Regions from separate parts of the Homo sapiens genome. Here region 1 is linked to region 2. A link is an interaction called in ENCODE POLR2A ChIA-PET data of the cell type or tissue named here. Cell type or tissue: PC-9. All regions are shown on one strand. Each heading gives the region's core, and the rest is flanking DNA. Links, peaks and the distances in the headings are about the cores only. Region 1 holds the start of LOC105369305 (a long non-coding RNA gene). Region 2 overlaps SIM2 (SIM bHLH transcription factor 2).

Region 1 (11,378 bases), core at 1,920-9,919, 54 kb after region 2:
GAAACCAGTCTGTTCAGACCCAGTGATAGCCTTAAACATGGTTTACTTCCTGACCCGGGGACTGTATTTCTACAGAATTGAAGCCTGAGGAGGACTCAGACAGGGACACAAAATAATTCAGGGGCTCAACTGTTCACCACAGCATTACTGATGCAGTGTGAAAAATCAGAAATAATCCAAACAGCCCACTGTTGAAGAATTAAAAAACCCACAGCAGTCCCACATGAAAGCCCATCATGTGGTCATCAGTAATGTGGGCAGATGACCACCGGACACTTTTAGGTGATTTAATCAGGATGCAAAATCCTACAGACAGCGTGAGTCCAATCATGTTTTGAAGTATGCTTTTAAAAATTATGGCCGGGCGCGGTGGCTCACGCCTATAATCCCAGCACTTTGGGAGGCCGAGACGGGCAGATCACTTGAGGTCAGGAGTTCGGGACCAGCTGGCCAACATGGTGAAACCCCATCTCTATTAAAAATACAAAAAATTAGCCGGGTGTGGTGGCGGGTGCCTGTAATCCCAGCTATGTGGGAGATTGAGGCAGGAGAATCACTTGAACCCAGGGGGCGGAGGCTGCAGTCAGCTGAGATCACACCACTGCACTCCAGCCTAGGCAACATAGAGACTCCAACTCAAAAAAAAAAAACAAAAATTATTAGGAAATATACCAAAATAATAGCTGCAGTTACCTTGGGGAGTGAACATATTTGAAAAATATAGAAAAATATTAAGTAGAACATAAGTCATCTAGGTAAGTCCCACTTCTCATTAAAAGTGTATATTCTTTTAGAATTTCTCTCTTTTTAGAAAACACAGATATATTTTACAAAGTATTTTTCTGATAATTAAAAATTTTTTATTTTGGAGCTCTTACAATGATGTAGATATATAATTATAGACATTATATTGTTAAAAAGTGAAAAAGAAGGTTAAAAACAGTATCGTAGAATGATTCTCTTTATATACGATATGTATTTATAGAAAAATACAGGGGCCAGGCTCAGTGGCTCATGCTTGTAATCCCAGCACTTTGGGAGGCTGAGGTGGGTGGATCACTTGAGCCCAGGAGTTCAAGAGCAGCTTAGGCCACATGGCAAAACCCCATGTCTATCAAAAAATACAAAAATTTAGCCAGGCATGGAGGTACATGCCTGTGGTTCCAGCTACTTGGGAGGCTGAGATGGGAGGATCACTTGAGGCAGGGAGTTCAAGGCTGCAGTGAGCAAAGATCATGCCACTGCACTCCAGCCTGGGCAACAGAGCAAGACACTGTCTCAAAAAAAAAAAAAAAAAAAAAGAAGGACACATATTAACAGTGGTTATCTCAAGAAGGTGGAAGAGGCCGGGCGTGTTGGTTCACGCCTGTAATCCCAACACTTTGGGAGGCCAAGGCGGGCAGATCACGAGGTCAAGAGATCGAGACCATCCTGGCCAACAGAGTGAAACCTGTCTCACTAAAAATACAGAAATTAGCTGGGCATGGTGGCGCGCACCTGTAGTCCCAGCTACTCGAGAGGCTGAGGCAGGAAAATGGCTTGAACCTGGGAGGCAGAGGTTGCAGTGAGCCAAGATTGTCCCACTGCACTCCAGCCAGGTGACAGAACAAGACTCCATCTCAAAAAAAAAAAAAAAAAGGTGGAAGTGTGGAAGTAGAATTATATGATGATTTAAATGTCTCCTTTATGTTGTTCTATATAATCTCTGGGTGGTAAGATTTCAAGTGATTTTTATTTCTCTCTTATACTTTACTGAATTTTCCAATATTTTTATAATTGTAGTGCATTCATTTTATAAATCCTATTAAAAAAAGATTTATTTAAGCCCAACCTATCAGTGGATTAAGCTTGCAGCTGCCAGTTCACTAGTTGGTGGAGCAATCTCCTTTCCAGCACAGATTGGCAAAGAAAGGGCGGCCAAGTGCAGGCAGCTTTCCCAGGCTGCCATACCTGTCCCGTGGCTCATTCCCTGCCGCACAGGCCAAGGCCACGGAGGGCTGGCAGTCTGCCACTGGGAGCAGCTGGCCTCTGGAAGCTGGGCTGTACCTCAGACTGGCCTCCCTTTCTAAAAGATGTTGTAAAGTCTTTCTCTGGAAAACACACCCCAAACCCTCCTAAGTCTGAGGCATCGTGCCCTGCAGCAGTCTGGCATGGGGTGGGTGTGAGGCGACCTCGAAGTCTCCCTCGGGCCTGGAGGGCTTCCTCAGCTCATGGTCCTGGCCTGACACCAGTCTGTGCTTCTCTTTGCTATCTTCTTTACCCCCCAGTTTTCTCAGCTCTGACCCTGTTCTTAGCTTACAGAGAGACACACACTCTCATGAGTGAAAAAGAAAGCCAATGGGAGGTGGCGAGGAAGAGGGAGAAGGGGGCCCCAGGCAGTCACACATTGAAGGTTCATAAGTTATTTTTCATTTTAAAAAAGCTGACTGGAAGATGAATTCCCACTGTTCATAACCCTGCTGCCCTCTGCTTAGTTCAAAGGAAGCAGTGCCGAACTTCATTTCAGAACTACTTTTAACACATATTACATTGTAAAAACCAACCATTACATCTGAGTAGCACTTTCTAAAAAGTTAAAACGCTAAAATATCAAGATATTTCATTTTTGTTAAAGTCACACTTTAACAATACGATTGATTTTTTTTAAGCTACTTTCTAGGCAGGAATGCACAAGATTGTTTTTTGAAAGGAAATGAACAGTGGTTTCTGCTAAAAAACGCCTCCACCGTAAAATGGAGTGAGGCCCATGAGACAGCTGTGCAACGCATGGGGACACAGTCAGGGGCAGAAGAGGCCCGACTTCTGACAGGTGACTTCTGAACTGGCGGCAGGGTCCACGGCACAAAGCTGAGGTGGCTGCCCCAGGACACTGCAGGGTCCTAGCCAGGGACCCTGGGGATATTATTCCTGGCAGCTACAGGAAGGTTCCCAAGGAACTTTAGAAACATCACAGCAGAGTGGAGACTCAGACAGGGAACGGGACAGATCTGGACTCGAATCCCAGTGTTGATATGAACATGGAGTAAGGGAATCCATCTCTCTCAGTCTCTCCAGTCACCTATAAAATGGAACATTTTGTGCAGTGTCAGTAAAAATGAAATATGATGGAATTTGCAAAGTGGTCCCTGTCATGTCGATCCTAGAACTTCTTGCTGCCAGAAGACAAGCAGCGCCTCCCCTTACCTCCTCCTCTTGGGGATAAGGAGGGAAGTCAGGGAGACAGAGGGAAGGAATGGAATGGTGGGGACAAATGTGTGTGTTTTACGACTCCTCAAAAATTCTATACGTGATGCCTCTCCTCTCTGTACCCATCCCTCATCACTTCTACCTACACACACTAAGGTGATCTCTATCTGGGCTAAAAACCTTGTAAGTGACACTAGCAATGGGGGATGCAGAATCTTCACTTCCAGTTCTAGGGTCTCTGAACCTACTCAGCAAAGCTACACATAGTTGGTTGAACTGGCTCTTCGGCTGACTTTGTTTAGGTGACTGCTTAGAAACACTGTTGGTCAGAGGTGTGCCCAGGCAGATAATAGAACAGTTTTATTGATATATTCTTCCATTCTATTCTGGATTTGACACTACGGCCTGCCCTTTCCTCAATGCACTCTGTTGGTATGCTTTAAATCATATCCCCTTTCCGCTCTTGGTGTAGAACAGGATGAATGTTTCAGTAGGAGGCAACACGGGAATCGGGACTGTTCAAAGAGCAGAGCCATCACAATCCTCCCACTGGAGCTCCCCAGAAGCAGAGAGATGCCTGTGGGTCAGGCCCTCTGTTAGAGACACCCGCTTCATTTCCGTAGCTCCTGGCATACCTGCCCTTCTTACGTTTTTGGCTAATCTTCCCCACGTCCAGCATAAGAGCGTCCACATTGCTGCTAAATAAATCATTTCATGGCTCCCAAGGAGCCCAGTGGATTCAGCTTTCAGAATGAGGCTCCTTTTTGGTAAGTCAAGCATTTACTAATGTTGGTCTGTATTATCCAATCAAAGTGAATACAAGCCACTGTTTCTTACCCTGACACTTCACCATAAATACTAGATGCCTGCGCATCCACTGCCTTCTATCTTAAACTGGTGCTATTACAGAATTTACAGATGAGCAAAGAAGCTTGCATAGAGAGAAATATTCATGGTGCCCACAGCCACCTCTGTGGCTGTACCTCAGCGGTAGCCCTGATGGCAGATCCCTGCCTCTGACGGCGAGCCTTCACTGCGCCACTGCACACCAGTACTCAGACTATCTGTCCCCACTCCTCCGCCAGGAGTCTCCGGATCCTCCACAAGATCTTCTCACCCCCCTTTTCAGGCTGTTCAGATCTCATAAATATGTCCATTTTTCTACAACTGGGTGTGGAGCGGCTCTTGGTGGAGAGTGTCCACAGCCTTGACCATAAGTCACCTGCCCCTAAAGAGGGTCTGCTACTGGGAAGTGCTGCCGCTATTTCAGAGGATGGACACCGACTCACGTGGACGACACAGCAAGCAGATGTCTGCGAACAGTGTTTCTGCAGGCACCAGGTAGATGTTTCAACTGGTCACCTGGAATTCACACCAATTTTTTGTGCTATGAGTGGCATTTTAGGTTCGTGATCTCATCCAAGCCTTCCAAAGCTGAGAAGAAGTCCTTCCTCACAGACAAGAGGACACAGTCTCAGAAAGGCAAAACCACTGCTATAAAGCCACATAGCAAGCAAACCAGAAATTCAAATCATGTTCTGGTTGGTTGTAAGGTCTATAATACTTTTTTCTTTTTAACCTTTTACTTCGAAATAATATCAGACTTAAAGAAAAGTTACAGGAAGAGTACAAAGCATTCCTACATGCCCTTCACACAGCACCCAGATTTCCTAAAGGTTCACTTTTTACCATATATGTTTTGTCCATCTGTCTATCCATCATTATTTTCTGAACCAGTTGAGAGTGAGCTGCAGCCCTAATGTCTCTGTATTCCTATATGCGTCTGTGTAGCTTCCTAAAACCCAGGGTTTATCTTACCTGATTATAGTACAATCACGGAAATCAACAGCCTTGTTACAACACTATTTTATGCTTTTTTTTTTCTTTTGAGATGGAGTTTCACTCTGTCACCCAGGTTAGAGTGCAGTGGCACAATCTAAGCTCACTGCAACCTCCGCCTCCCAGGTTTAAGCGATTCTCCTGCCTCAGCCTCCTGAGTAGCTGGGATTACAGGCGTGCACCACCATGCCCGGCTAATTTTTGTATTTTTAGTAGAGATGGGGTTTCACCACGTTGGTTGGGCTGGTCTCGAACTCCTGACCTTGTGATCCACCCATCTCAGCCCCCCAAAGTGCTGGGATTACAGGCGTGAGCCACCGCACCCGGCTGATATGGCACTATTATCTAATCCAGAGGTCAGCAGAATTCTCTATAAAAGGTCAGAGAGTAAATACTGTAGGCTCTGCAGCCGTATGGTTTCTGTGCTCAATTGCTCAAACCTGCCGTCCGAGGGCAAAGGCAGCCATGCCTGTGTCTCAACATTTACGGACATAAAAATTTGAATTTTACATAATGTTTGTGTATCACAATATATTCCTTTTAACTAATAGGCTTTTTTATTTTTTTTAGAGCAACTTTAGGTTTACAGAAAAATTGTGCAGAAAGAGTTCCCATATGTCCCCTTCCCCAACAGTTTCCTTATCATTCACATCTTGCTGTGGTGTGGTCATTTGTTACGATTTCTGAAGCAGTCTTGGTATAGGACTATTAACCACAGCTCACTGCTTCTGTTAGGGTTCGTGCTTTGTGCTGTACATTCTGTGGGTTTTGATAAATGCATCGCATCTTGTGGCCACCATGTCAGCATTACACAGAACAGTTTCCCTGCCCTAAAAATTCCCCTGTGCTTCACTTATTCATCCCTCATCCCTTCCCCTCCCCGAACCCTTTGGCAACCACCGGTATTTTTACTCTCTCTATAGTTTTGCCTTTCCCAAAGTGTCATATAAATTTTATTCTTTAAAATTTTTTCTGACCCTTTAAAATGTAAAAAAACATGCTTAGCTCTCATGCGGCACGAAAACTGGCAGCAGGCCAGACTCGGCCCAAGGGCCAAACTTTGCCAACCCCAGATCTCATCTATAGAGTGTATTCAAATTGTGTCCATTGTCCTAGTAATAATGCTCTTTTTTTCTGGTCTAAGATCAAATCCAGGATCATCTGATGCATTGAGCTGTCACGGCTTCTTCGTCTCCTTTAATCTGGTTCAGTTTCTTAGTCTTTTTGTTTTTCATGATCCAGACATTTTTGGAAGAGCAGGGGCAGTTATTTTGTCCTATGTCCCTCAATTTAGATAATCAGATACCCCCGTTATAAGACTCAGGGGTGCATTTCTAGCAGGAATACATGGAAGCGATATTGTGACCTCAGGGCCTGACATCGGGAGGCAGGCAGTGCTGTCTCCTGACATCAGGGATGTTAACTTTGACCCACAGGGTTATGTGGTTTGTGCTGGGTTTTCCCACTAAATTGCCTTTGTAATTAATAAGCACTTATGGGGAGATAAATCTATTTCTCATGAAATTTAATCTATTAGTTTTAGTATCCATGAATGATTCTTGCTTGAATCAATTATTATTTTTATTTATTTTTTATTTTTTTGGAGACACAGTCTCGCTCTGTCGCCCAGGCTGGAGTGCAGTGGCACGATCTCAGCTCACTGCAAGCTCCACCTCCCGGGTTCACACCATTCTCCTGCCTCAGCCTCCCAAGTAGCTGGGACTACAGGCGCCCGCCACCACGCCCGGCTAATTTTTTTGTATTTTTAGTAGAGATGGGGTTTCACCATGTTAGCCAGGATGGTCTTGATCTCCTGCCCTTGTGATCCGCCCACCTCTGCCTCCCAAAGTGCTGGGATTACAGGCGTGAGCCACTGTGCCTGGCTGCTTGAATCAATTATTATTATTATTTTTTGAGACAGAGTCTCACTCTATCACCCAGGCTGGAATGCAGTGGTGCAGCCTCCACTCACTGCAACCCCTGCCTCCTGGGTTCAGGCGATTCTCCTGCCACAGCCTCCCGAGTAGCTGGGATTACAGGTGTGCACCACCATACCCAGCTAATTTTTGTATTTTAGTACAGACAGGGTTTCTCCATGTTGACCAGGCTGGTCTCTAACTCCCGACCTCAGGCGATTCACCCGCCTCGGCCTCCCAAAGTGCTGAGATTACAGGTGTGAGCCACCGTGCCTGGCCTTGAATCAATTATTTACTTGATGGTTGCCAAACAGATTTTTCTGAACCATCATTTCTTCCATATTCACTTGTGAGGTTCTACTGTAAGGAGTAACTTTTTCTTCTCCCCTCCACTTATTATTTATCTTTTAATTTATTTATATCAGAGTAGACTTATAGATTCTTATTATTTCAGTAGATTGTATGCCTTCCTATCATTTTTTATTTTGATACTCAAATAGCCACATATCTGGCAAGTGAATGCTCCTTCAGTCTGGCTCCTGGGTCTTACTGGTGTGTCCCAGTCATCTTTCAGCATAAGAGGTCTCTACTTTCAGGCATAAGAGGTTCTAGGCTCATCTTGAACTTTCTCAGCCCCTGCCCTGGAATCAGCGATTTCTCCAAGGAGCTCTGGTTCCTTTTGGTGAAAAACGGTCTTTTAAAAAAACTGGGGCTAAGAAAGAGATAGAAAATGTGTGCATGTGTGTCTAGGGTGTATATATGCATTACAATTGTCCCTTGGTATTCATGGAGGATTTGTTCCAGACTGCCTCCCAAGTCCCACAGTGAGCTCTGTGGAACCTGAGTACACAAAAAATTGGCCTCCATATACATGGGTTTCACATCCCATGAATAATCTGCTTTGGTTGAAAAAATTCCATGTGTAGTAGACCCCTGCAGTTCATACCCCTGATGAATCAAAGGTCAACTGTATTTCCTTCCGTCCATCCATCCCTCCCTCCTTCCTTCCTTCCCTCCTTCCTTCTTTCTTTCTTCCTTCCTCTAGATTCTCATCTTCTTTCTCTATCTAATCTATCCATCTACCACCCATCCATCCATCCAGTTTGAAAACCATAAGTTCATCATAAACTCCAATCCAATCCAATACCACAAGGTTCATTCTAGCCCCTCCTTTTCTATATTCATAAATTCTTTCTCCAATAGTGGGAAATCTGGCTTGCATTATCTACACTATTTATTCATTTGCTCAATGCCATAATACACAGGGGGAAGTGGTCTCAGCAGTGCTGATCCATATTACTGCGAAATCACACTTACTAACTAGAGTTCAATATTTGTTTACAGTTTTTTTTGCCCTTAGCCTGAGGGTATAGATTCAAATATTGTATTGAACATTTCCTTGGATTTGTTCTTTTTTTTTTCCCCTTTACTTTAGTGTGGTTATTTTATTTGTCTGAAATCAGGTTAGGTTTAACTGTACTTCTATATTACATTTTACCCCCACACCCAAACCCCACCAATCCTTCTTTCTTTTTCATTGTTTAACCTGGTTCAGAGTCGGAACTGTACACAGACAAGTATACTCCGAGAAGTGTCACACTCCCCTACCCATTCCTTCTACCTAGGTCTCCCACTCCACCTCCTTTCTGTAAACCACAAATCAAAATCTCATTCATTTCTGGTTTATTCTTCCTGTGTTCCTTTTTGCACAAATGAATGGATACATGCATATTTTCTTATTTCCTTGTCTTCCTTACAGAAAGTTACCATTTTGTAGATGCTCTTTTGTCTCCCCCATCCACCTACCCCACACAATTAATATACCCGGGAACCACTAGGTTGCATACTCCTTATGAGAATCTAAGGCCTGATGATCTGAGGTGGAGCTGAGGCGGTGTTGCTAGTGCTGGGGAGCAGCTGCAAATAAGTTCATAGAGCTTTTCCTCATTTTTTCTTTTTTTCAGACGGAGTCTCACTCTGTTGCCCAGGCTGGAGTGCAGTGGCGCGATCCCAGGTTCACACCATTCTCCTGCCTCAGCCTCCCAAGTAGCTGGAACTACAGGTGCCCACCACCACGCCTGGCTTTTTTTTTGTATTTTTAGTAGAGATGGGGTTTCACCATGTTAGCCAGGATGGTCTCGATCTCCTGACCTCGTGATCCGCCTGCCTCAGCCTCCCAAAGTGCTGGGATTACAGGCATAAGCCACCGCACCCGGCTCCTCATTTCTTCTTAAAGCTGAGCAGACTCCATTCTGTGGATGTAGCACAGCCTCTTCAACCACTCTTTTATGTATAGGCATTTAGGTAGTTCCTAAAAGGACAGTATAATGAACACTCTTATTCGCATGGATTTTTATATTGCTGGAGGTATATCTTCAGGGTAAATTGCTGGAAGTGGGATGCTGAGCCAGAAGGTAAACACACTGGTAGCTTTATCAGATTCTGCCAGAACCCCCACTACTGCACACAGCCGCGCAGAGATACCTGTTTCCCTACAGCCTAACCAATGGACAGTGGCGTGTGTCTGTGCATGTGCGTGTGTATACACAGTCAATGACCAGTTAATGTCTTTTGAGTTAACTCAAAAGTTAAGAGTTTCTTATATATTAGGGCAGAGTCCCCAGCTCTGCCCCACCCCCCCACCCCCCAGGCTGCACAGCAGGAGGTGAGAAGCAGGCAGGCAGGTGAGTAAGAAAGCTAGAAAAGCTTCCTCTGTATTTACAGCCGCTCCCCACAGCTCACGTTACCACCTGAGCTCCACTTCCTGTCAGATCAGCGGCAGCATTAGATTCTCATAGGAGCCCTACTGTGAACTGCGCATGCAAGGGATCTAGGTTGCATACTCCTTATGAGAATCTAAGGCCTGATGATCTGAGGTGGAGCTGAGGCGGAGGTTGCAGTGAGCTGAGATCATGCCATTGCACTCCAGCCTAGACAACAGGAGCGTGAAACTCTGTCTCAAAAAAAAAAAAAAAAAAGCCTTGATGGTATTTTTAGTCTAAGTGCATTAAATGTATAAATTAACTTGGGGAGAACTGACCATCTTTGTGATTTTGAGTTGTCCTACCTATGAGCAAAGGATGACTTACATTTGTTCAAATATACTTTTGTGTCTTTCAGATTGTTTTAAAGTGATCTTGTGTTGATTGTGCATATTTCTTATGCACTATCTTACGTATTTTATCTTATTTGTTGCTATTATGAATATATCCCATAATTTCCTTTAACTAGTTATTGCTTGTTGTATATAAAAACTATTGATTTCTGTATAATAATTTTATATCCTGCTCTATTACTGAATTCTCTTATTGTTTGAGTTAGAGAATCACTGATTCTTTAAGGTTTCTCATTTCCTCTGCAAACAGATAGTTTTACTTCTTTTTCAATGATACCTTTAATTGACTTCTCTTGTCTGTTTGGATTGGCTAATACCTTTAGTACAATGCCAAACAGAGGTGGAGACAGTGGGCCTCCTTGCCATGTTTCTTAGTGTTTCCCTGCTATATAAGATGCTATCTAGGACTCACAGACACTTACAAGTCAGTAAATTATCCACTAAGTCCTATTTTTGGAATTTTTAAAAATCAGGACAGGGTGTTGAATTTTATAAAGTGTTTTCTCAGTATCTATGGAAATAATCATACATTTTTCTTTTTTGATCTATTAACATATTAATGAGTTAAGAGATCTATTAATTTTTTTAATATTAAACCAATCTTGCATTCCTAGAAAAAAAAATCACATTTGTCTTAATGTTAGATTCTGTTAGTTAATATTTATTTAGAATTTCTGCATTGATGCTCATTAGTGATACTGGCCTGTAATTTTTATACTGTCTTTAACAGATTTAAGTATCAATATTATTTACTTCATTGAAATGAATTTGAAAATTTTCCTTCATTTTTGATGAGCCCATCCTTTTTCCACTGAAGTACTCCTTCTGAGGAAGACTAAAAAAAAATTTCTGCCAATGATCCTGTAGGAAAATTCCAAAAGAAACCTTTTTGATTTCTTCTTGAAATAGCTTTCAGAACTCCTGTTCTCAATCAAATATCTTTGCACCTACAGGTCTATGTGAGGTACTTGCAGCACATGGGTAGTAAGACAATGAGTTTATATTAATGTGGACTACATTTAAGAATCTACATATAAGAACCTTAACTGAGGCTTTACCTTAATACTCCAGACAAACAGGCTGGAGACCTGACCTCCTTAAGAGGTCTGGACCAGTTCTGGTAGAGATCAGCCCAGAATGACCAGGCCTCTGAACATTCCACAAAACGTGTTCCATGGAGAGGGTGTAGAGGAGAATAGGGAGCATTACCGAACAGCAAAGGAAAACACTTTAAGACTCTCCTCAACCATTTCCATTAAAATTTCAGAAACAGGCCAGGTGCAGTGGCTCATGCCTGTAATCCCAGCACTTTTGGAGGCCGA
Region 2 (11,378 bases), core at 1,542-9,541:
GTCCGTCTGGGAGATCTGTTGAGAAAGTGCCAGGCTTGGGAAGTGGGTGTTAAGTAGAGGGTAGGGAGGATTCCTCTAATAGGATTCTCTCTGTTGCTCTGTTTGCATAATATTGGAAGGAAACATTCCATGAATAATGTAAAACATAGAACTGTGAGAGCCGTTTTAGGGACAAGATGACTTAGCAGGCCAGAAGTGTAACTTATTCTGAATAAGAAAGCAACTCGCTCTTCTTAACAAATTGGAAGAACTGGCTCAGAGGAGTGCGATAAATCACTTCACCCCTCCACGACCCCTTGGTCCCAAGTAAAAGCTGATGGCCTAGATGCTAATCTGGAACTGCAACTCCCAGAACTTCTCCATTAAGCAGCTGGCTGGGTTGTCCTGTTGCGTGAGGTGGCACCGTCAGGATGGCCACTTTGCAGATAATCATGTTGTCTCTCCTCTGATGGAGAGCCACAGGCTCCCAGCGACACCTGCAGCAAGACACACCTAAAAATAACAAGGGGGTGGCTCGGGACAAGACACACCATGAGCCTCCTTTTGTTATCTTGAGTTACCCTCTCTCCTTCCGGCAGGGTCAAGAAGGAATTCTCCAGACCTACCCAAGATCCTTCGCCACCCAAGGACGGTTTCCCACATGCTTTGAGTTTCTTCTCAGGCTGGGCACTGGGACTCCCCTTGGTGGTGGAGGAAGTCCTACCACTGCCCCTGGGCCTCCCCTGAACAATGCTGGGGTTCACCGACTCACTGTCCTTGTCTGCCACCCTCAGCACTATTGATTATAGCTCTAAAAATAGGATCCACCCACCACTGCTCAGAAGGCTGCTCTGCTAGTCATTTCTAGAACATTCTGTGCCACTGTCCATCTTAAGGTGGGTGGGGGCCCAGGTGTTGAGACTCTATCATATCCTCTCCTGGTGCTTATGTTTGAGAGAACATTCGAAAGATTCTCAAGTTCGGGAATTTGGGCCTCCAGGGACCTCTGTGTAAAAATTGTAACTATGATGGGTATTTTCCTGGGGCCATCCATTCCTGCAAAGTGACATGGATGTGCTGTCCTCTGTGGGCTGTGTCTGGAAATAGGTAGCGTCGGACTGTTGAGGCAGCAACCCCAGGACATAATCCCCATATAACGTGGCTCTCTGGAGCAGGCCCAGACCCTCCCGCAGGGCACGCACAGCCCCAGCCACACCCCTGGGCGGGAGCCACAGAATTAGCACAGTCATCTCGGACTGGGAGGGCCAGAGACTCATTGCTGGTAATGTGAGAGAGGCCTGGCAGCGCCTGAGGGGCACAGCTCAGAGTCGACGAAGAAAGGGCCTTTGTCTGAGTTCATGTCCTCCTCGGGCGCAGTGGCGCCCCTGCCGTGGACGGCTGGTCGGCCTCGGAGTGGACAACACTTCCACAGGGAGCACTATGTGGACAGGACAGCTGGCCTTCTGGCCACCCAGTCCCCTCAGATCGCCAGCAAGGGAAGGACAGAGACCCTGGCCTGGGTCTGTTTCAAGCCCTCTTCTGTATGAAGGATGCTGCCCAGGCCAGCAGCGCCGCCCACCTCTGGTGCCCACCTTTTCCACCCTTTGCTTTCTGGTCCTTCCTGCTAAGGGTTCTCTTGGCTGCAAGCTCAAGCCTCAGTGCCATGGCCTTTTTAGACAGTGTGGGAGACAGTTCAGAGCTCTGAGCTCTGTTGAGAAAAGAAAACTGTTTCTGCGTTTGGCAAAGGTGTGGGTTGTCAGCAGAGATCAAAGTTCTGTTCCTGGCAGGGTGAGCACCTGTGACACACCTTGCCCCTCCCCCTGCGCCAATCCCAGAGAGGCGGTGGCATTTCTGACCCTTCCCTTCCACGGCAGGTGGAGCTCACGGGCAACAGTATTTATGAATACATCCATCCTTCTGACCACGATGAGATGACCGCTGTCCTCACGGCCCACCAGCCGCTGCACCACCACCTGCTCCAAGGTATTCCATCCAGAGGGAAAAAAAAAAACAGACTAAAAGCAAGGCGACATTCTTAAATGGAACTCAGGGCTTTGCTTCCCACATCTGCCAAGTGGCTGGGCATGACTAGGACTGCCCAGCCCAGGTCTCTCCAATACACACACAGCACCCACCACGTGGGGATTTGCATTGATACCTGTGTCTTTTAAGCCAATATTCATCAAGCTCCTATTGTTGGCCAGAACCCGTGTTGAGTGCTAGGTAGAGGACAAAAGTGGTGCAAGCCTGCTCCCCTCGTGCTCTTGGGTCAGAATTCCAGGGATTACAGCATCACGGGTCTAGACCAAGCTTCTCCTTAACCAAGATGCCGTGCCTAAAACTCGGGGGTCGGGGGTGGTCCATGACATTTCATGGGGAAAATTACATATGTGTTTCCTCCAGTTGAAATTTGGCATTTCCTTTGCTTCTGATGATAGATGATAAACCATCTTGGGGTCCCTAGTACCTGTGGCTTTGCCAACAATAGAAATCACAGATGTTTTCCATATCATAGGAAAGTTTTGCAGGTTTAAACATATCGCTTATGCCCACATGCCTACTTCAAAATTTCAGGAGTTCTAAGACCTGCTACTGAATCTTCTTATTTATGTATTAATAAAGCAGCACATTTATATCCGTATCACTGTGTTGAAATATTTTGATAATTATTTTCCAATACAGTTGCTTTTTTGGTAATCTTATATATTTTATTTTATGTATTTAAAAATGTTACTCCAAGTAGGGATCTGTAGGTTTTGTGCTGTGGCACAAATCATTAAGAAGCCCTGGTCATTACACAAATGACTCCTTAAATTTCAATTGTGATGAGTGCTAGGAAGATACAGAAGGACTTATTCCAGGGGCCCTGGCCTTTTAACTCCCTCCAACCATCCAGTGAGGCCAACAGGCCTCTTGACAAATGGGTCTTATGTGTGCTTTGGACTATGGCACCCAGCTTGGCCAGAATACCCCAGTGGAACAAAATGCAAAAGAAGAGGCTTTAAGGGTGATGAGAATGGGGTAGCTGGCTGCAGGAAAAACATGAGTTGCATTCTTATTGCTGTCTTCTGGGGGTTGGTGGGGAGAGGTCATTCTCGGGCTGGGAAGAGAGAATACAAAATAGCACACACAGTTGTAAAATCCCTTGCAGACAGTTCTGTGGCCCGCAAGTTCCAGCTCCAGAAATAGTCACTGGAGTCTAATTATTCCTTACCAAGGAGAGAGCCTGGCATGTTGGTTTCTGAAATGAGATGGGGCACCTAGTTGTAGCTAAGGTCTGATTCTTGGATATGATATGTCTGCAGACATCAACATGAATCATGGCTCTGAAGAGGTAATTTCTAAAAAATGAGGGCTAGGCTAGAACATCGCACCTGAATCGAATTCTTTCACTGTGGGGTTGTTTAAAGCTGGACAAAGACAACAGGTGTCAGAGAATTGCAGAACATAGTGCTGTTACTGTTTTTGAAAATTGCACAGTACGGTTTTTTGTTTTGTTTTGTTTTTTGGAGTTGGAGTTTCATTCTTGTTACCCAGGCAAGGAGTGCAGTGGTGTGATCTCGGCTCACTGCAACCTCCACCACCTGGGTTCAAGCGATTCTCCTGCCTCAGCCCTCCCAAGTAGCTGGGATTACAGGTGCCTGCCACCACGCCTGGCTAATTTTTTTGTATTTTTATTAGAGACAGGGTTTTGCCATGCTGGTCAGACTGGTCTCGAACCTCAGGCGATCTGCCCACCTCAGCCTCCCAAAGTGCTGGGATTACAGGCGTGAGCCACCGTGCCTGGCCTGAAAATTGCACAGTATGTTAACTGTATGGGACTGGGCTTTCTCCCCCTACCCCCGGTTTCATTTTACCCTGCCTGGGTCATAACCTCCCAAAGAGGGATTATAAATGAGAGCAAATGAGTCTTGGGAATATCATGAGACCCTTTCATGCCCTGTTTCTGTAGCCTTTGAGTCTGAAGCAACAAGGGCTGGAAGCATTGAGGCCGCACCTGACTCATTTCCACAGCCGGCCGAGGGGTGCAGGGGTTGAGATTCCCAAGTGCTCGATTTTCTCCCCAGCTGCTCCATTTTCTCCCCAGCTGCTCCCTTGCTGACTTTCCGTGTCTGAAATGACCCCCGTTGTTTTATGATAAACCTGTGAGAAATGGGCTCTCCCCAGAACTTGGTAATTGATGACCAGTTGATGTATTTTTAGACCTGAGCTTCCACCCACCGTGCTTGTCTGGAAATGGCTGGGGCAGGCAGCCATGTTAGAGGGAAGCTTTTTGCCCAAAGACACCATCTGCAGGGGGAATTGTGGGTAAAATATGGCAGCCTCTCCAACTGGGGCAGGGGGTGCCCTCTGAGGTGATTCCTGAGCTTCCACAGGGCAGTGACCTCAGGGAGGGTGGAAGACTTTGCTTCCATTCCTAGTGGTAACCTTCCTTTAAAAATTCATGTATTAACCTCCACCAAAGGGCTGTTTATTTAGAGTGGAGTGACCTCGCCCTCCCTTAGAGGTCCTTCTCTATTTGTGTCTTAGAGTGCTGGTGTCCCTTCCTGAAACAGAGGGTGTTTCCTTAGGGGACACATTTGCATTGACAATAGTGAGGTCAGAGATTTGCGTGGGAGGCCTGCAAAAGCAAAGTGAGTGAGTGGGAAGGGCAGAGCCCTGGAGAGACAGAGACGGGGTGGTCCTTCTGGGGCTAGAAATGAGGGTGAAAGCATGGATCTGCCAAGCCTTGGGTCACACACACTCAAGTCCTGCTACCCTGAGGGAGGTCAGAGGCTTCTGGGCCTTCCTGGAGCCCACGGCCCCCAGGAGCGGGCGACGGCAGGTGGAGCTCTGCAGGGCCCATCAGGGGCCTCAGGGGTGGCCTCGTTTGGCTGCCTTCCTTTAGAGCCAAGGAAGCCACACCAGGACTGGGCTGGTGTCTCCACTGCCCCACCCAGATCTCAGCCAAGGCCGAAGATCTCTGAGCAGGGTCTGGGCACACTGAGAAGGCCTCTGGGTGCTGCATCTGGCCCTGGGAACACATTGGTGCGGTTGGAATAAGGATGGGGGAAGCACGGAGGGACAGCTGCCAACCTCATCTTGCTCCTGCTTGCAGAGTATGAGATAGAGAGGTCGTTCTTTCTTCGAATGAAATGTGTCTTGGCGAAAAGGAACGCGGGCCTGACCTGCAGCGGATACAAGGTACGGGGAGTCATGGGTGCGGGGAGGAGCTGGCTAAGGGTCTTCAATGTGTGTTTTCAAGAGCGTCTGCAGAAAGGAAGGCACGGGAGCACAAACTCGTCATCCCCACTAATGTAGAGCTCTCCAGCAACGTGGTGCACAGTCTCTTGGAGGCTCATGTGAGAGCTGGTGTTTTAGGAGGATGTTCCAGCTGGCTGGAATTCATCGCATAAGACCCGGAATCAGTGTGGCTTAGGGCAGATTTTATTAATACCTTGGCACTTTCCATGTGGACCAGTCCCAGTGGAGCCACCGCCTCTGGAGTTTATAGAGGCCCATCCTCCTGGGCACAGTGCAGCTGGCAGTGGTATCCAGAGCACGGACACTGCCCTTCCCCTTGGGATGCTCCACCAAGTTCCCTGCCGCCGATGACGGTGTGCACCACAATAATGCTAGCGCCCTTTCCAAGGTCCAAGGCAGAGCTTTCATCTGCGGCACCACACCTGGGCCACTCCCTCAAGCATCTCAGCTGCCCATTGGAATGAGCAGCACTGGCCCAGTTTTCTAGTCAAGGACCAGAGGAGGGACGGCAGAAGGGGCTTGGTGGCGGAGCTGGGACTCTGAGCCCAGCCCATGCTCCTCCCTGGCTCCACGTCTCTGCCAGACACCACCGCTTGTTCTTGTTAATTCCAGAATGGAGGAGTAGGTCATGTCTCAGGGCACGAGAGTCAGCCGCCCCCCAGGGAAAAGTGGGTCGGGGGAAGTCTGTGCTGAGTGCCCCCCGCCAACACTTTTGTCCCCTCTCTGGGCTCCTTACCCTCCTCCCAGGCATCTTCACTGCCATCTCTCCAACCTCAGAGGACAGACATCATAACCCATCAATATGAGGCTGAAAGCTGCCAGAAACTTTCTTCCAGGAGGATTTGTCTCTTAGAAAAGAAGGGAGGAGGATGGGGTGAGAGGAAAGGGCACTTTTGTGCCTTTGTCCTCTCTTTCTGGAAGGCCCCGCCCCAGCTCCCCTCTTTGACCCCACTCTGAGCTCCTCCTTTGACCTATATCTCACTGTGCTGTTACAGTTCGGGGGACATGTTTCTTCCTTTTTGTCCCAGATACTAAGCCTCTTTGGGCCACGGTGGGGCCCCAGGAGCCAACAGACATTCTTCAGGGCACTTGGGTCTTTTTGTTAAGGGACAGGGTCTTGCTCTGTCACCCAGGCTGGAGTCCAGTGGTGCAATCACAGCTCACTGGAGCCTCAAACTCCTGGGCTCAAATGATCCTCCCACCTCAGCCATCTGTGTAGCTGGGGCCACAGGCGCACGCCACCACACCCAGCTAATTTTTAAAATTTTTTGTGGAGATGGGGTCTTGCTGTGTTTCCAGGCTGGTCTTGAGTCCCTAGCCTCAGTCAATCCTCCTGCCTTGGCCTCCCAAAGTGTCAGGATTACAGACAGGAGCCACCGCGCCTGGATGGGACTTGGGTCTTGACTTTTTTTTGCCACTTATTAACTGTCCGCTGTCCAATCTTAAGCAATACACAACACCATCTTGTTCTTGGTTTCCTCATTAGTAAAATGGGAGAATAGACTGGAAGGATTTTAAGATTTGTTTTAGCCCTAAAGATGATGAATGCATTCAGAAATCCTGGAGAAAGAGTTTTGGAACAGAGAACTTAAGGCTAAGATTCTTCACTGTTGTCATGATGATATTGACCCTGTCAAGATTTCACAGACTGCAGCTTGAATAAATGCTTCCAGTAGTGACGCTCGAGGCTGTACAGATGTTTCTGTTTGACACCGAAACACTGCATTCTTGTCTGTATGGCTTTTGGCTATAGCAATTGGAAGGGCTTCTGTAGGGCCACTCTGGCTTATTATTATGAGGAAATAAAATCTTGAATTATAAATAAAGGAAATAAAAATACATTAAAAATGAAGACTTCAAAAAATTGTACTGGGGCAGGGCACAGTGATTCATGCCTGTAATTCCAGTACTTTGGAAGGCTAATGTGGGAGGATTGCTTGAGCCCAGGGGTTCGAGACCAGTCTGGGCAACATAATGAGACCTTGTCTCTACAAAAAATTTTTTAAAAAATTAGCCAGGCACGGTGGCACATGCCTGTGGTCCCAGCTACTCAGGAGGCTAAGGTGGGAGGATCACTTGAGCCTGGGAGGTCAAGGCTGCAGTGAGCCTGATTGCACTACTGCACTCCAGCCTGAATGACAGTGAGACCTTGTCTAAAAAAAAATCTACGGAAAGAATTGTTTATTTACTGGTACAGCGTGTCGAGTGATACAGATGCCAAGTTCAATCCCATTGGAAGGTGGTAAGCAGCATCGTCAGTGATGCAAGCACTGTGGAACAAATGGTTGGCCTCCCCCAGATGCCTTTATTGTGTTACCTACTCACAGCTTGGCAGTGAGCTCATATGTATATCTCCATCATATATGACAGGGCCCTAATTTGTAGTTACTTACAGTACAGTCAATTGGATAAGACAACCCTTATATTTTATTATGATATTTTTTGTTGTCTTGTGAGTTTGTTTTGTTACCCTGGCTGGAGTGCAGTGGCACAATCTCGGCTCACTGCAACCCCCGCCTCCAGGGCTCAAGTGATCCTCCCACCTCAGCCTCCCAAGTAGCTGGAGACTATAGGCATGCACCACCATGCCCGGATAATTTTTGTATTTTTTGTAGAGAAGGGGTTTCGCCATGTCACCAAGGCTGGTCTCGAACTCCTGGACTCAAGCAATCCCCCGACCTCGGCCTCCCAAAGTGCTGAGATGGCAAGACTGAGCCACTGCTTCCAGCTGTTATGTTGTTTCCTAAGAAGCACAGCTCTCCACTTCTCCTAAGCAATGAACCGGTGCCTGTCAGCACATTGGGCCGCACAGTGGAGTAGAGGCTGGGCTGGGAGATATTCTAGCATGTTTGAGAAAATGAGCCAGGAGGAGTGGGCTCCAGCCCAACCCCAGTGGCCAGTGGCTGACCCTGCCCTCTCCACTCCCAGGTCATCCACTGCAGTGGCTACTTGAAGATCAGGCAGTATATGCTGGACATGTCCCTGTACGACTCCTGCTACCAGATTGTGGGGCTGGTGGCCGTGGGCCAGTCGCTGCCACCCAGTGCCATCACCGAGATCAAGCTGTACAGTAACATGTTCATGTTCAGGGCCAGCCTTGACCTGAAGCTGATATTCCTGGATTCCAGGTGAGTTCGGCACCTGCCACAGTGGCTGTGGCCTTCTGGAAGACACCGGTGGTGGAAATGGGTCCCTGAAAGCTGCCATCTTGGCCAAATCATAACAAGGAATAAGTCATAATAGGAATGTGGATTAAGCAAAACCAATTTATGAACTGAAAGAACATATGTCAGCCTTAGGACTCAAGGGCTTGTTTTACTTTATTTACTTATTGATTTACTTATTTTATTTACTTATTGATTACTTATTTTATTTACTTATTGATTACTTGTTTTATTTTATTTACTTATTTGAATCACTAGAGTTTGAAATGAAAACATGGGCTGTGAGCACAGGTTGGGCTTTTTTGAAGGCCATGATGTCAGAGCTCTGCCTCCTGCGTCCAAGGAGGACTTTAGAACAAACAGAAAATTTCCACCCTGTGTGCGGTGTGTGGGGGGCCTTGGCACTCAGGCTGGTGTGAAGCCACCACAGGGCTGAGGCTGGGAGCAGAGACGCTATCTACCCTGGGGGATGCTCTTCCCACAGCTCATGGGTGCCCTGTCTACATCTGGGCTGGGAGGAGGGGATTGGATGAGGTCATTTCTCCTGGCCTTGGGGAGTACCTCTCTCCAGACCCGTGCTGGAGTGGCCTTCACTCTCCCCTAGAACCGGCTGCAGTCCCAGTTTTTTAACTGAGTCTGCAGTTAAAGTCTGAGTTTTTTAAAATTGAAGTGAATTTTAATTTTAATTAATTAATTTTTTTGAGACAGAGTTCCGCTCTTTTGCCCAGGCTGGAATGCAATGGTGCGATCTCAGCTCACTGCAACCTCTGCCTCACAGGTTCAAGCGATTCTGCCTCAGCCTCCCAAGTAGCTGGGATTCCAGGCACCCACCACCATGCCCAGTTAATTTTTGTATTTTTAGTAGAGATGCGGTTTCACTATGTTGGCCAGGCTGGTCTTGAACTCCTGACCTCAGGTGATCCGCCCGCCTCAGCCTCCCAAAGTGCTGGGATTCCAGGAGTGAACCACTGTGCCCAGCCTAAAACTGAATTGAATTTTTAAGTGACAAACGCTAACTGCGTTTGGTTTTCAGGGTTTTGTGGTGTTTGTGGGGTACATTGTGATGCTTTGACACATGTCCACTCTGTGGAACCATCAAACCCCTCCCAAGTCTTGAGGCCACGTGCTAGTCAGGCCTCTTCCATGTTCTTATTTGTAAAACAGCAGCGCAGCCTGCCCACTCACTGCTAGGAAAGATGAGATTAGATAATAGACGGAAGCATTGGAAACAGTGAAGCCTCTCTTACCTGCAAGGCCACTTTAGCTCTTGGCAGGTAGGTTCCTCAGCTGTGCAGTCGGGAATAAGCCATCAGAGACCCCGCTCCTGGCGTGGGGTGTGTGTGTGCGATGAGTCTTTGGCGGGGGGAGGAGAGATACATTTTGCTTTCTGTATGTCCAGAAGCCAGGATTTACTGTTTTCTTTTCTTTTTCACTTTTTAAAGTTGTGGTAAAATACACATCACATAAAATTGATCATTTTAACCATTTATTGATGTTCTATAGAGAAAAAACAGATCTTCCTGGTTAGGGGCAAGAGATAAAGACAGGAGTCAGTTTGGCTCCTTGTCGACACCCTTCAGGACCACTCAGAAGCAGGGTGAGTGTGTCAGGGTCACCAGCATCTTCCCAGAAACTCCAAGCAGACAGGAAACAGCGCTCTTTGGGGAAAGCTGCCAGCACCTCTGGGGACGGCCAAGAGCGACAAATGCCATTTTCCTGCCATGCAGAGGGAGGCGCTGCAGGGAGAGAAGGCAGCCAAGCTGCCCCAGCCAGGGTGGACCCCTCTGCTCCCTCTTTTCTGACTTGGGAGCCACTTCTGAGAGGTGGCTGGAAGGACATCAGCTGCCCAAAGTCATTATCAGAGACATCTAGGAGGATCCAACTGGTTTCCCCCTTGTTTCGTCTCCTAGTTTTCCTCTGGGCCTTCTAGGAAACCCCTGAGACTGATGAATTCTGGAGAACAGGAAAGAAGTGGTCTCCCCAGAGGAGAGACCTGAGGGCTTTTCAAGCCGTTCAATCCACATTGCCTGGAAAGGCAGCCAAGGGTAGAGGAGGTTGTGCCTAAAGGAGGCCTGGACAGGGCCTGGATGGGGCTTTGCAGCGCCAGAGGGGGCTCCCGCGTCTCAGGGTGTAGGGGCTGCACCCCTGGAGTGAACAGAAAAGAAGGCTGGTGGTCTTGAAGGAGACATCCTGCCTCTCCCAGATCTCTGGTTGTTCCTGCCATATCAGGAAACTTCTAGCAAAGCCTTGAGGCCTTTTCTGAGCTGCAGTCACATGGGAGGGGCTGAAAGGGGTCAGAAGAATGCTGCAGAGGCCTTCCCAGTCACCACAGTCAGTCTGTGACCAAGGGGATGGGGCCTGGGCTGGCCCAGCCCTGGGAGGACAGCAGAGTGGCCAAGCAGGGTGGGAGATGTCCCTTCTGAGTCCAAACCCCAGAAGCCAGACGAGGGCTTTGCCCGAAGTCCAGCGGCCCCAAGTCACAGGAGCGAGGGTGGTCGTGGGCCTGTCTGGCGCCACACCCCGCACAATCCCAGACACAACTGAACTCGCCGTAACCTGAAATTGGGTTTGTCAGGGTTTTGTGGTATTTCTCTTTGAAACTGGAGCTGATGCTTTTGCTAAGGATGGGTGAACACAGCGATGTTTGGGGTTTGGCAGATTCCTCTGACAGGTCTTCAGACACTAGAGGCTTGGAAAAAACCGGGAGGGCACCTTGCCAAACCCCTCCATTTCCCTTTAATTTTTAAAGCCAGTGTGTACTTTGATGAGAAACTTAATACATGTGTTTCTGATTCATTTACACGTTTGGGGCCGTTGTTCTGTAACTTTGCATCCAAAGGGTCTGGGAAGCCTCTTTCATCCCCACACGGTAGAGATGCCTGGTTTTCTTTTTGGGGGAAAACAGACGGCTCAATTTTCCTGCCACACAGAGTTAGATTCTGATGGGGCTTGAAGTTCTAGGTGGCCCTTAGGCAAGTTCCCTGAGCCCCG

The links. ChIA-PET counts read pairs that join two places held together with the same protein. Peaks named below come from ENCODE experiments on the same cell type or tissue, not always from the same donor. Only the 100,000 strongest peaks of a DNase experiment are listed, where the experiment ranks them.
Region 1: POLR2A ChIA-PET joins it to region 2 with 18 read pairs; 3 of 35 experiments call an interaction of 5 or more read pairs at or near these places.

The regions. Positions count from the first base shown.
Region 1 is chr21:36,771,359-36,782,736 of GRCh38, forward strand. The region is part of intron 6 of HLCS (holocarboxylase synthetase); the gene reads right to left. It overlaps LOC105369305 (a long non-coding RNA gene), which reads left to right and starts at 6,529. Exons shown (of 2, transcript XR_937700.3): 1 at 6,529-11,378. In PC-9, for the core only: no CTCF peak of the experiment used is centred there; a DNase peak (open chromatin) is centred at 1,973.
Region 2 is chr21:36,717,968-36,729,345 of GRCh38, forward strand. It overlaps SIM2 (SIM bHLH transcription factor 2), which reads left to right. Exons shown (of 11, transcript NM_005069.6): 4 at 1,854-1,962; 5 at 5,078-5,163; 6 at 8,152-8,351. Among named protein-coding and RNA genes, the nearest start is that of SIM2, 25 kb to the left of the region's middle. RefSeq lists an enhancer at 1,545-2,331. In PC-9, for the core only: no CTCF peak of the experiment used is centred there; no DNase peak of the experiment used is centred there.